2 separate regions of the Homo sapiens genome follow, and region 1 is linked to region 2. A link is a loop called in an ENCODE intact Hi-C map of the cell type or tissue named here. Cell type or tissue: endothelial cell of umbilical vein. All regions are shown on one strand. Each heading gives the region's core, and the rest is flanking DNA. Links, peaks and the distances in the headings are about the cores only.

What was found. A loop is a pair of places that touch in the nucleus more often than their neighbours do. Peaks named below come from ENCODE experiments on the same cell type or tissue, not always from the same donor. Only the 100,000 strongest peaks of a DNase experiment are listed, where the experiment ranks them.
Region 1: it touches region 2 in a loop (5-fold over the local background); 71 of 110 quality-filtered maps call a loop at or near these places.

What each region holds. Positions count from the first base shown.
Region 1 is chr6:3,745,606-3,750,977 of GRCh38, forward strand. The region is part of intron 1 of PXDC1 (PX domain containing 1); the gene reads right to left. Among named protein-coding and RNA genes, the nearest start is that of PXDC1, 3.4 kb to the right of the region's middle. RefSeq lists a silencer at 5,332-5,372. In endothelial cell of umbilical vein, for the core only: a CTCF peak has its summit at 2,846; DNase peaks (open chromatin) are centred at 2,866, 3,966, 4,546 and 4,986; H3K4me3 peaks cover 2,719 bases; H3K27ac peaks cover 3,834 bases.
Region 2 is chr6:3,822,986-3,828,357 of GRCh38, forward strand. No RefSeq gene overlaps it. Among named protein-coding and RNA genes, the nearest start is that of FAM50B, 24 kb to the right of the region's middle. In endothelial cell of umbilical vein, for the core only: a CTCF peak has its summit at 2,662; DNase peaks (open chromatin) are centred at 876, 2,696 and 3,176; H3K27ac peaks cover 4,452 bases.

The DNA.
Region 1 (5,372 bases), core at 216-5,215, 77 kb before region 2:
TTCCCAGGTGGGGAGATCCCTGAGCCTGACCCCTCTCACTGTAACTGAGCTGTGTCCCAGGTGGTTGACCCCCAAGCTGACCCCTCCTACCATGACCCAGCTGTGTCCCAGGTGGGTGATCCAGCAATCTGGCAAGGCCTTGATCTTCTATGATGAGACTGACAGCTGCCACCTATCAAAGTATGAACTGCAAGCTCTTCCCTCCCCCTCTGCACCCGCTGTCCACCATGTGTTTTCTGCTGAGTCTAGGTTAAACATCAGCAAGGTTTCTTAACAATGGGAAGAAACCCTTGCAGGTGTAAGTTGGCAAAAGAGTTACGTGGTCTGTCTGATGTCCCCATTTCCTGTGGGATGGGGCAAGAGGGGGCACAGCTAGAGGTGTCTGTCTGCAGAAGAATGTCACCACATATGGTGTGCGTTCAGCTCCTCTCGCCACCAAGCAGGGAGCTCAGATCAAGGTGCTCCTGAGCTGAGTCCCTGGCCTGTTCTGTGAGAAAGCTGCAGCTTTTCAGTGCCAACTGCCACCGTGAAAGGCAGTAGCCCTGGAAGCAGGTCTGTCTGTGGAAGTGTCCAGTCTCCAGCTGGGAAGTGAGCTCAGGTGTCGCCTGGGGCCCAGGGGCTCAGTCTGAGATCTGTCGGGGGGGCAGCAAACCAAACGCAGCTCAGTGGCCATTTATGGAAAAGGAAGAGGATCCCAGGTACAGCAGGATGGGGGAAGCAGAGTGGGCGGCGGGGTTTGGGCTTGGCAAAGAAAAGCAAAACAGAAGGAAGAAAGAGGAAGAGGAGGCCGCGTGAAGGTGGGTGGCCCCATGGGAGCCCTGGCAGGGCACCCCCAGTGCAGGGTGACTTGGCCAGGTCAACAGAGTCAAAAATAGGTCTGTGAGTCAGAAAGGAAGATCCAAGTCCCCTGAGAAGTAAAGCTGCCCCTCTGGGTGGGGCAGAATGACGCAGGTGAATTCTGCACGGGGGTGGAGCTATGGTTGAAGGCAAAGGGCAGGCCCAGCCAGCACCCCACTTGCAAGGGCCCACTGGATGGGGCAGAGATGGTGCCTCTGTGCCCCTGCTCTGCTGCCCGGGACTGGTGTGGCCCATGATCATTTCTGAGCCACTGTCACTAAGAAAGTAAACTCCGTGGCTTTGCAGTTGGCCATCGGGTGGGATTCTCCCTTATGTTTCAGGGTAACACAGGGCTTCTCCCCTCACTGTCCACCCGAGAACAGCATGAGCAGGTTCAGGCCCTGGGATCAAATCACGCATCTTCCTAGAGCTGTCAGGGTTGTGGGAGTCTGGTAGTCACATCTGTGTCCAGCCCTTTTCTGGTAATGTCCCAGATGCCAGTCCCCTGGTACTCGGATCTCAAATCTAAGACGACAGTCTCCTAGCATGCAGGTAGATGAATGTCTTTGGTGATAAAGATGAGCACAGGCAGGTACATTAGCACCACATGGGCTGGCGGGCTTGTGATCATGGCCTTACTAAGAGAAAACGCTAAAATGCCGCCTCCCAAGCTGCCCTCCTGAGCCACCCCCTCCCCCATGTCAACTCCTCCTGCCGACTCCCCCATGGCAGCAAATGGCAATCCTGCCAGTCCTGCACCTCAGGCTGAAAACTCTGGGGTCATCTGCACACTACTCCACACCCCATGTCTGGCCTTGCAGTGCCCCTGTGGCTCTCCCTCAATGCACATCAGCGTTTGCCCACTTCTCCCACCTGCTCTGCTGCACCAGCCCCCAGCACCTGCCTCCACGCCTCCCCTGCTCTTTCCCAGCACAGCAGCCCGAGTTTGAGTCAGGCCAAATCACCTCTCTGCTCAGAGCCCTCTCTGAATAAAAGCCCAAATGTGACCACGACCTTCCTCTCTCCCTTCCTGACCAACAGTCTCCACACCAGCCACCGTACCTCCTCACTCCCCAAACCCACCAGGCACATGCCAGCCTCAGGGCCTTTGCACCTGCTCTTCCACTGCCTAGAATCGACTTCCCCAGGCACCCAATGGCATGATCCCCGCTTTCCTTCATGTCTCTCTTCAAAAGTCACTTGTCCTCGATCACCCTGTCTAAACGCAAAACCCCTCCCCCTGCTCCTGTAAGTCGGAGCCCCTTTCTTTGCTTACTTATTTTTCCTTTTGAACATGTATCACTATCTAATGTATTTGTTACTTGTTTATCTTGTTACTATTGGATTTCTCCCAACCAGAATATAAGAATCATGAGGGCAGGGATGTTCTTGGTCTCTTGTTCACTGCTGTGCCACCATCACCTACACATGTGGTAGGCACTATGCAGATATTTGATGGAATGAATGTAAAAGCAAAATGTTGATTGTACAGCTACTAAGAATGAAAGATCACCTGACTACTCGGGAACACAATCTGTTGCTGCAGTGGTGACCTGGTTGGCTCAGACATCACAAAGCCTGAAACTATAGAAATAACAATCGAAAAAGTCTAGGAGCCTCAAAATGCCAACAAGGAAATTCAACATGTTTATGTTTTAAAGCATAAACCTTCCTAGATGCGAGAGATGTAAATAAAGGGTAACCCTGAACCATGTTAGGTATCGCACAGAGGGGACTGAAATGAAAGACTTGGGCCCACTGGTGTTAAGAGTCTGGAAAACACAAGAACGGAACACCTTGGTAACCCGGCGACAATATCCCCAGGAAACAGCTACCTCCCTCCCCTAGGGCTGCGGGACAAGAAAGGGAGAGGGGGCATATCCAATCTGGATGGAGAAGAAGGTCGGGTGGGAGAGTGAGAGTGCGAGGAAAGGGGAGAGAGGACAGAAGCTGGGCAAGTCCTGAGGTCAGCCCGGTCCGACCTCACCCAAACAGAAGTCCAGGAGAGAGCGCTAGTGAGCACTGTGCCTCCACCCCAGGCAGGGATTGACATATCCCTGCAGATGTGTCACCGTGACACATACAAGGCCCAGGGATGGCCTCCAAGCACCACTCCACAGTGTGTGTGTGCAGAGAGAGAAAAAGCACATTCTCCCCCACTGCAGTACTCAAGGGACCAAGAAAAGGGCTCAGCATCCCTTTAATTGCTAGCAGATTCAAAGCTGCAAGTGGGGCCAAGGCTCCCACACCCTCCAAGGGTGTGCAGACACTTCCAAGAGTCACCAGCCCACTGCCAGCAGAAGCTCAGAAATCCAGATTTCCTCACAAATCTCTTAAATGGAACTAGAGAATGCAAATCTAACCCGTCCCAGAAACAGTTCAATCCATGTAAACTGGGGAATGTGATAGGGAATGATGCAGAGAAAAGCCGGCATTGCAGCACAGCAAAGCACACACATCTGGCTGCCTTTTGTGTTTATAGTTTGTATATCCAGATAATCTTTTTATGCAAACAATAAATCTGCATGGAAATAAGGTGCAATCTGCTTTTACATTACTGGGATATATTTTACTTGGCAAACAATTTCCCTGGACTTAAAAGGATCAAAGAAAGGGAAAGGACTTCCCTGGCGCTGCACAACAAAACTCAGGTGGTGCTGGGCAGGGACCAACTAACTGCCCCTCAGAAAACCAAGGACTAGAATGAAGGCAGGGCTTATGGTCCCGGTTCTGGTCCCAGGCTCCCCTCTTCACCCCCTCCAGGGTGTGCCAGACTGTCCCCAGCAGAGAGAGCAGCTCCAACAGTTCCACGGTGTGCTGTGAGAAAGTCCTTTACACCCAGCCGCTGGACCTCACACTCACCGCCCACCAGCCCTGCCACCATCATTCTGACCCCTATTTCTGATTTCTGTTCCCCTTGAGGTACTTGGAGGTAGCTATCATATCCCTTCTGAGCCTTTTCTCCACGGTAATCGCTCGCGTCTTCAACCTTTCTTCACTCTTTTGAGCCACTCCTGCGTGTCCACACAGCTTGTGACCGCGTAACAGACCCAGCACAACTAGGGCGACAGCAAAAGAGGCGGAGCCAGGGTGTGTGCAGGGCACGCCCCTCCCTCCTGCTCCAGGTGAGGTATTTCCACCAGCGTGGATGCAACTGAAACCACGCCCTCTTTCCACCGTCTGGCCCAACCCCAGCCAGAAGCAGCTGATGGGACGGTAACAATGACAACTGGCATTTATGGAGAACCTGCTCTTGTTAGACCCTCTACCATGCCTTTCAGTCCTCACAAACGTCAGAGACCACAAGCACAAAGTTACAGGTGGGGAGCCCCACGGGGATCCCGCTCCAACCAGCCTGCCTGGGGTCACGGAGCTCAGACGCCTGACCACAGTGAAGCTCAGGGACTCCAGTGTATTTAAGCCTCGTTCCAGGAAAGGTCATTGAATAAACCGCTGTTCCTTCACGATGCTTTCCTGATTTGGGCATTGATTTGTTAAATTTAAAATATCATAACAAACAGCAAATCCAAGGAAAACTGCTTCCATGCTTGAAATAACACCCAACTGTCTGGAGAACAGCTATAAATGTGAGGCTCTGGGGAGCAGAGGGAGGCCTGAAAGGCGGGCCTTCTCGCTCAGGGCCCCAACTCGCTGGCTGTGGGAGCCCTTCCAAAAGATGTGTCATGAGAACTAAGCTAATTATCCACGTAATTCTCACACTGGGGTTGGGGCCATCGCCAGGGGAAAGCACAGGTTATCTCAAGAACGCAGCCAGATAGGAGGCTGGGGAGACTTGGACGGGCCACCTTCTGCTTCAGTAACTTGGCCCCAAGCTTTCAGGAGGTCTCTGCTTAGAGGAGGACTGCAGAAAAGAAGGCTGCTGGGCCACTGTCCCAATGTTCCGAGCTACAGGTGGTCACCCATGGAGGGGGGTGGGACCTGCTCGGAAGTCCTCCAGTCTTCCCGCCCCTTCTCCCCTCCCGGCCCTCCCAGGCGGCCCCTCTCCTCGGCCTGCCCCCTCCACCCCGCAATTCTTCCCGTCTCAATTCCAGTCCCTCTCTCTTGCGTCCTCCCGGCTTCCACCCCCTCAGCCTGGCCTCCAAAAGAAAGATCGGGCAGAGCGGTAGGAAAAGGGAAGCCACCGCGGTTTCTGAAAACAAGAATTCCCGCGAGCCAGGACGGTCACGAGGCCGGGGAGGAGGCGGCGCAGCTGATCAAACGCGAATGGGGACCAGCCCTGGCGGGGGTGCGGGGGGGCCCTGGCTGTCCGCGGCAGCCGCGGGCGGGGCGGCCGCTCCGAGGAGGGACGGAAGGGCTGCGTGGCACCTCGCGCTCGAAGACCAGGGGCGCGCCCTCCGCGGGGAGAACTCGGGGCGGCGGCCAGACCCGACGCGACCCCCGGCTCGGACCCTGCAGTTAACTGCTCCCAGACGCTTTCCCAGTGCGCCCGCCCGCCGGCCCTCGGGAGGTACCGGGCAGGGGGCTAGGGCCGGGCCGACCCTGTGAGCCGCTCAGCCCCGGGCGCCCCCGCCCTC
Region 2 (5,372 bases), core at 75-5,074:
CCTGTCTGGCCATGGACCGTAAGCCAGAGCCCATCTGTTATAAAACCTGCATTTGACTAGACAAATTAAGAGTAGGATTACAGAATCCTTATACACTGCTTTCTGCAATACCAGCCCGGGTGCTCTTGCTATCCGACAAAACCTGCCCACACAGAGTCAAACAAAGCCACTCCTCATTGCCAGTGATATGCTAGAGTTCTGGCTGGTCTTTATCTGCAGCTGGCAATAGATTAGGCTTCCTGCTACCCTACAAATAGCCTTTAACCTATTCCCCTGTGGTAATTAATATTTTGTGGTGAGCCAGTAACTGCACAGGCATGTTCCATGCCTGACCGGTCTGAATACCAGGATTCATTCCCTAATAGAGCCAACTGCATGGCCCCAGGGACTGAGTTGCATTGTGGAAAGAGTAAAGGTTGTGACGCCAAGTAGGCCTGAGTCCAACTGGGTGCCCCTTACACCAGCTGAATGTATGTGGTCAAGTCAATTAACTGCACACAGAGCCTCAATTTTTCACCTGTTAAATGGATACAGCAATGCTTTGCTCACAGTAATGGTCACGAGGGTTAAATGAAATGACACAGAAAGAACTTTACCCACAGTAAGCTTTCAGCAAATTCATTCATTTGGCAAGTATTTATTGAGTGCCTGTCTATTGCAACCTGATGGTTTGCTAGCCAGACTCTACTTCCCTTGGCCGTAGCAGTGCTGGACTGGGCCCTGGAGTGTGGTGTTAGCAGTGAGCAAACAAAAGAGACAGATATCCCTATTGATGGAGCTCACGGTCTGATGGGAGCCATCATTACTATCATTATTGTTCTGTGGTGATCTGTTGCTCTAAGATTGTAAATTGACTCAATCTTTGTGAAGGAAGGAAGTGAGGCAGCTAAGCGGGATTAGGAGGCGGGACACTCAGGAGACTTGTCTTGCACCAGGAATATGGATGTGCTCGAACCTTACTGGAATCCATCACAACCGGGATGTTGATGAATTCAGGTTTCCACATACAACTCATTAGATAAATGGCTAAATATAAGCCTGTCCTATACCAACCATAGTAGTCAAGCCTTGAAGAGGAAGCAAGACAGATCCCCTTGCCTGTGCTCACCTTTCTTAGTTGGGGAAATATTGAAGGGGGCGGCCCCTGGGTTCCCGACACCAAACTTGAAACCAGCCTGCTGAAGCTGACCCCATGGTCAACGAGATTCCGAAACCAAGTAATGCGCTGTAGAGGGATGTTTCCTGGGACTGCGCGGTTTTGTTTTATTGCATAAATTTCAAAGTATTTAACATGTAACCAAGAAATTGTTGTGTTCAGAAAATTGCAAAAGAAAACTCAAGAGAATAAGGCCTCCAGAAAAAAACAACAACAACAGCAACATGTTTTTAGGGTAATGAAGGCCAGGAAGAACAATTAATAATTATTAAATCAATGTTGAATTAGATTGTTATTTCAATTCTTGGTGTGAATGACTGAATCATAATCTAGTCACAAGTGATAGAAAAACTGTGAACTGAAAGCCAATTCCAAACTCAGCACGTTGAGATGTTCTGTTGTATTCAACGTGCTGATAAAGCCCTTGATGGAAAGGAAGATATATGGTATCTTGGTATGATATATGGTAAAAGATATATCTTTTACCAAGTTTTACTAAAAGAAAATTTATTTCTTCCCACTAAATAATGTGGACTAATGTAAAAATACGTATATTGGCTTGAAGAGGGGCTACCTTTGTAGCTGCCCTGCAACCCTCATATCTGGGTCGAACCCTGCTGGGTTGAGGTTCTGGACAGTCTGCGTGGGATAAGGTCTCAACAGATGGGGTTGAGACTCCCACTCACTTGGTAATTCTGAAAATGTAATCTAGTGTGTGTGCACTTGTTTATTATTTAAAATCACATTTAATGGCCAGGCACAGTGGCTCAGCCTGTAATCCTAGCACTTTAGGAGGCTGAGGCGGGTGGATCACCTGAGGTTAGGAGTTTGAGGCCAGCCTGGCCAACATGGTAAAACCCCATCTCTACTAAAAATACAAAAATTAGCCAGGCATGGTAGTGCATGCCTGTAATCCTGTCTACTTGGGAGGCAGAGGCAGGAGAATCGCTTGAACCTGGGAGGTGGAGGTTTCAGTGAGTCCAGATGGTGCCACTTCACTCCAGCCTGGGCAACAAGAGCGAAACTCTGTCTCAAAAAAAAAAAAAACATTTATTCAGCACCGATTCTATGGTACAAATTAGATGCAAAAATGAGCTGGCCTTGCCCTGCACTCACAGGGCCTACAGACAAGGAGACAGGGAACTAGAAGTCAGTGTGGTTCTGCAGGACCCTCTGAAATCTAACCTAGCTGCATGACCCAGCAAAGTCTGCAGGAAAACTAAGAACAGAGGCAGCCCTGCTGATGCATTATTTAGCCAGATTGCCCTCCCCACAGCCGCCAGCCAAGCATGTGTTCTGCCAAGGAGAGACAATTAGGTGGCCGCACTGTGGTAGGGCAGAGAGCTCTTGCAGCTCTGCATGAAATGGGCACTGAGGTGAGTGAGTACTTCCCTCTCCTGTTTTAGACCAAGGATCAGTCAACTTTTTCTGTAAAGGATCAGACAGTAACTATTTTGATGTATGTGTGCTGTGAGGTGAGTGCTGCAACGCCCCCCACCGCTCTGTCGTGGTAGTATGAGAGCAGCCGCAGGCACAGGTCACGGAGGGGCGCGGCTGTGTTCAGTAGGGCAGCATTCATAGAAAGAAGCCAGCAGCGACCGACGGGCCCTCGGGCTGCAGGTTGCGGACCCCTACTTGAGAGCCAGGCCAGTCCAAATTCCCAGTTGCCCTTTATTCACGGGGAACTATGTAAACATCAAGAGACTATTTTCCAAAACTCGTTTTTAAAAAATCTCAAGCACATAAAAACACATTGTGCTTCTCGGTGTTTGTTTTTCAGAAGTGTTTTTCCACTGGCATTTTAACTGAAGGGATTTGTTTCTTCTTTCATTTCTCCTGTGCTTCTTGGCGACAGAGTCTACATACCGACATTTCACCCTTTCCTCACCCTCGAGAGTAAGACTTCCAAGATTAAGTTTATTGTACTCGGGAGTTGGCCAAGCAACCACATAACTCCTGTCTGCTCCGAATCCTCAAGGCAGTGCCAGCTGCATTTTTCCAGGCCCGGACAGCATGCCAGAGGGGCAACGTCACAGCCCAGGCAGCCAGGCCTCCGTTTCCTGTCTCTTTCCTCCTGAAAGACACATGAATCATATCAGCTTTATCATTTGACTCGGAGCTCATTTCCCTGTTCCACAAACGCCTGGAGTTAGAGGCAGTGAGAGCCAAGTACAATGAAAACATGAAGTCCTGAGTTGCTTTCTCCCCTTAAGAATGGAACACATGTTCTCCCATCTCAAAAGAAAGCACCTCAGCTGGCTTAATTTGGAGTCTTTTGGCCTGAGCACTTGGCTCCTGGGTCAGACACTGGTGATCTCATCTGAAAAGCTGGGCCCTGCCTGTGCCCAAGGCGGGCAAGGTCCCAGCCATGGTGGCAGCAGGGCCCTTGTGTGCGTCCACCCCTGGCACACGTGGACTGTGTGCTTAGGGGCAGGTTTCTCCTGCAAGTAACCCTAGCTGAGTGTGAATGTAGACAGCAATCTGTGATCACATCACAACCTTTCCCTGAGCGTCTTACCATCCTTGCTCTGGAGTGAAAGGGCTAATAGGAAAGGAAAAGTCTAACAAAGAATTTGGACACATGAATTTGAAACTAAAATATCAATGACTTGTAAATACGAGGAAGGGATCGGGTGGGTCAGAGACAGGAGCTATCCAGATACTGCTCTTACCTGCTCACAAACACATATTGCTAAATTTATTGAGCACTTACTATGTGATAGACCCAGCTTTAAAAAGGACTTTACTTGCACTAACTCATTTCATCTTCACAACAATGCTGCCAGGTAGATAGAGTTGTTGCAGTTTTACAGATGAGGACATTCAGGTCCCAGGAGGTATCTTGCCTGAGGTCGGACAGCTAGCTAAGGTCAGAACCCAGATTGATGGCAAGGATTCTGAACGACTGTGAGTGTTTGTGTGCTGTGTGATCTAAGAGAATAACACGATAATAAGCAGATTCATTATTAAAAAGCATGTATGTGTTTCAGAAACTCCCTGTGTATTTTAGTATAATCATGTTCGGCATGATAAGATTAGACATTTATGTTTATTAGAGCCACACTAATGAAAATATACAACTGGCCAGGCATGGTGGCTCACGCCTGTAATCCCAGCACTTAGGGAGTCCAAGGCGGGTGGATCATGAGGTCAGGATTTCAAGACCAGCCTGGCCAAGATGGTAACACCCCGTCTCTACTAAAACTACAAAAATTGAACGGGCACGGTGGCTCACACCTGTAATCCCAACACCTTGGGAAGCTGAGGCGGGTGGATTACCTGAGGTCAAGAGTTCGAGACCAGCCTGGCCAACATGGTAAAACCCCATCTCTACTAAAAATGCAAAAATTAGCTGGGCATGGTGGCGCACGCCTGTAATCCCAGCTACTGAGAGGAGCTGAGGCAGGAGAATTGCTTGCGCCCGTGAGGTGGAGGTTGCAGTGAACCGAGATCGCACCACTGCACTCCAATCTGGCCAACAGAGCAAGACTCTGTCTCAAAAAAAAACATCAGCCGGGCATGGTAGCAGGTGCCTGTAATCCCAGGTAATCGGGAGGCTGAGGCAGGAGAATTGCTTGAGCCCAGGCAGCAGAGGTTGCAGTGAGCTGAGATCAGCCACTGCACTCCAGCCTGGGCAACAGAGTGAGACTCCATCTCAAAAAAAGAGAAAAAAGAAAATATACAACTCAATATATACACTATCTAACTGTGCATTCATGCAAATATTACTATTTAACACTCCTGGTTCATCTGTGTCCCAGGTTGGGGTCTGCATCCCTGGCTGGTCCCAGAACAGACCTCTGCAACTATAGATGTTATCACTTCATACGCTGGTCTTCTTGGGCTGCGATGTTGCTTTGACCAAGTAATGCTAAGTGTTTTCTAAAAACGTTGGTTAGGCCAGCCTTACCCACATTTAACTGGCTTTTCTGCATCTTCTTTAAATAATATTTTGAAAAAGTTTGTGAAAATTGAATTCTGATTCTCCCAGCATTTGTCTAACTAAAGGGAGGAGGTGTTTATTGGCCTGGAGGGTTGCAGAGGTCAGACAGTAGCTTACCTTAAAGTACTATGGGTCCCCCCTCAATTGGCCAATTAGCTTAGTGAACTCTGAGTTTCATCTTCCCATTCCATCTGCTTCCCTGATAGCTGTTCCATATCCTCTCAGGGAAGTAATCTGTGTTTAATTTTGACTTTAAATGAGAAACTGAAATTC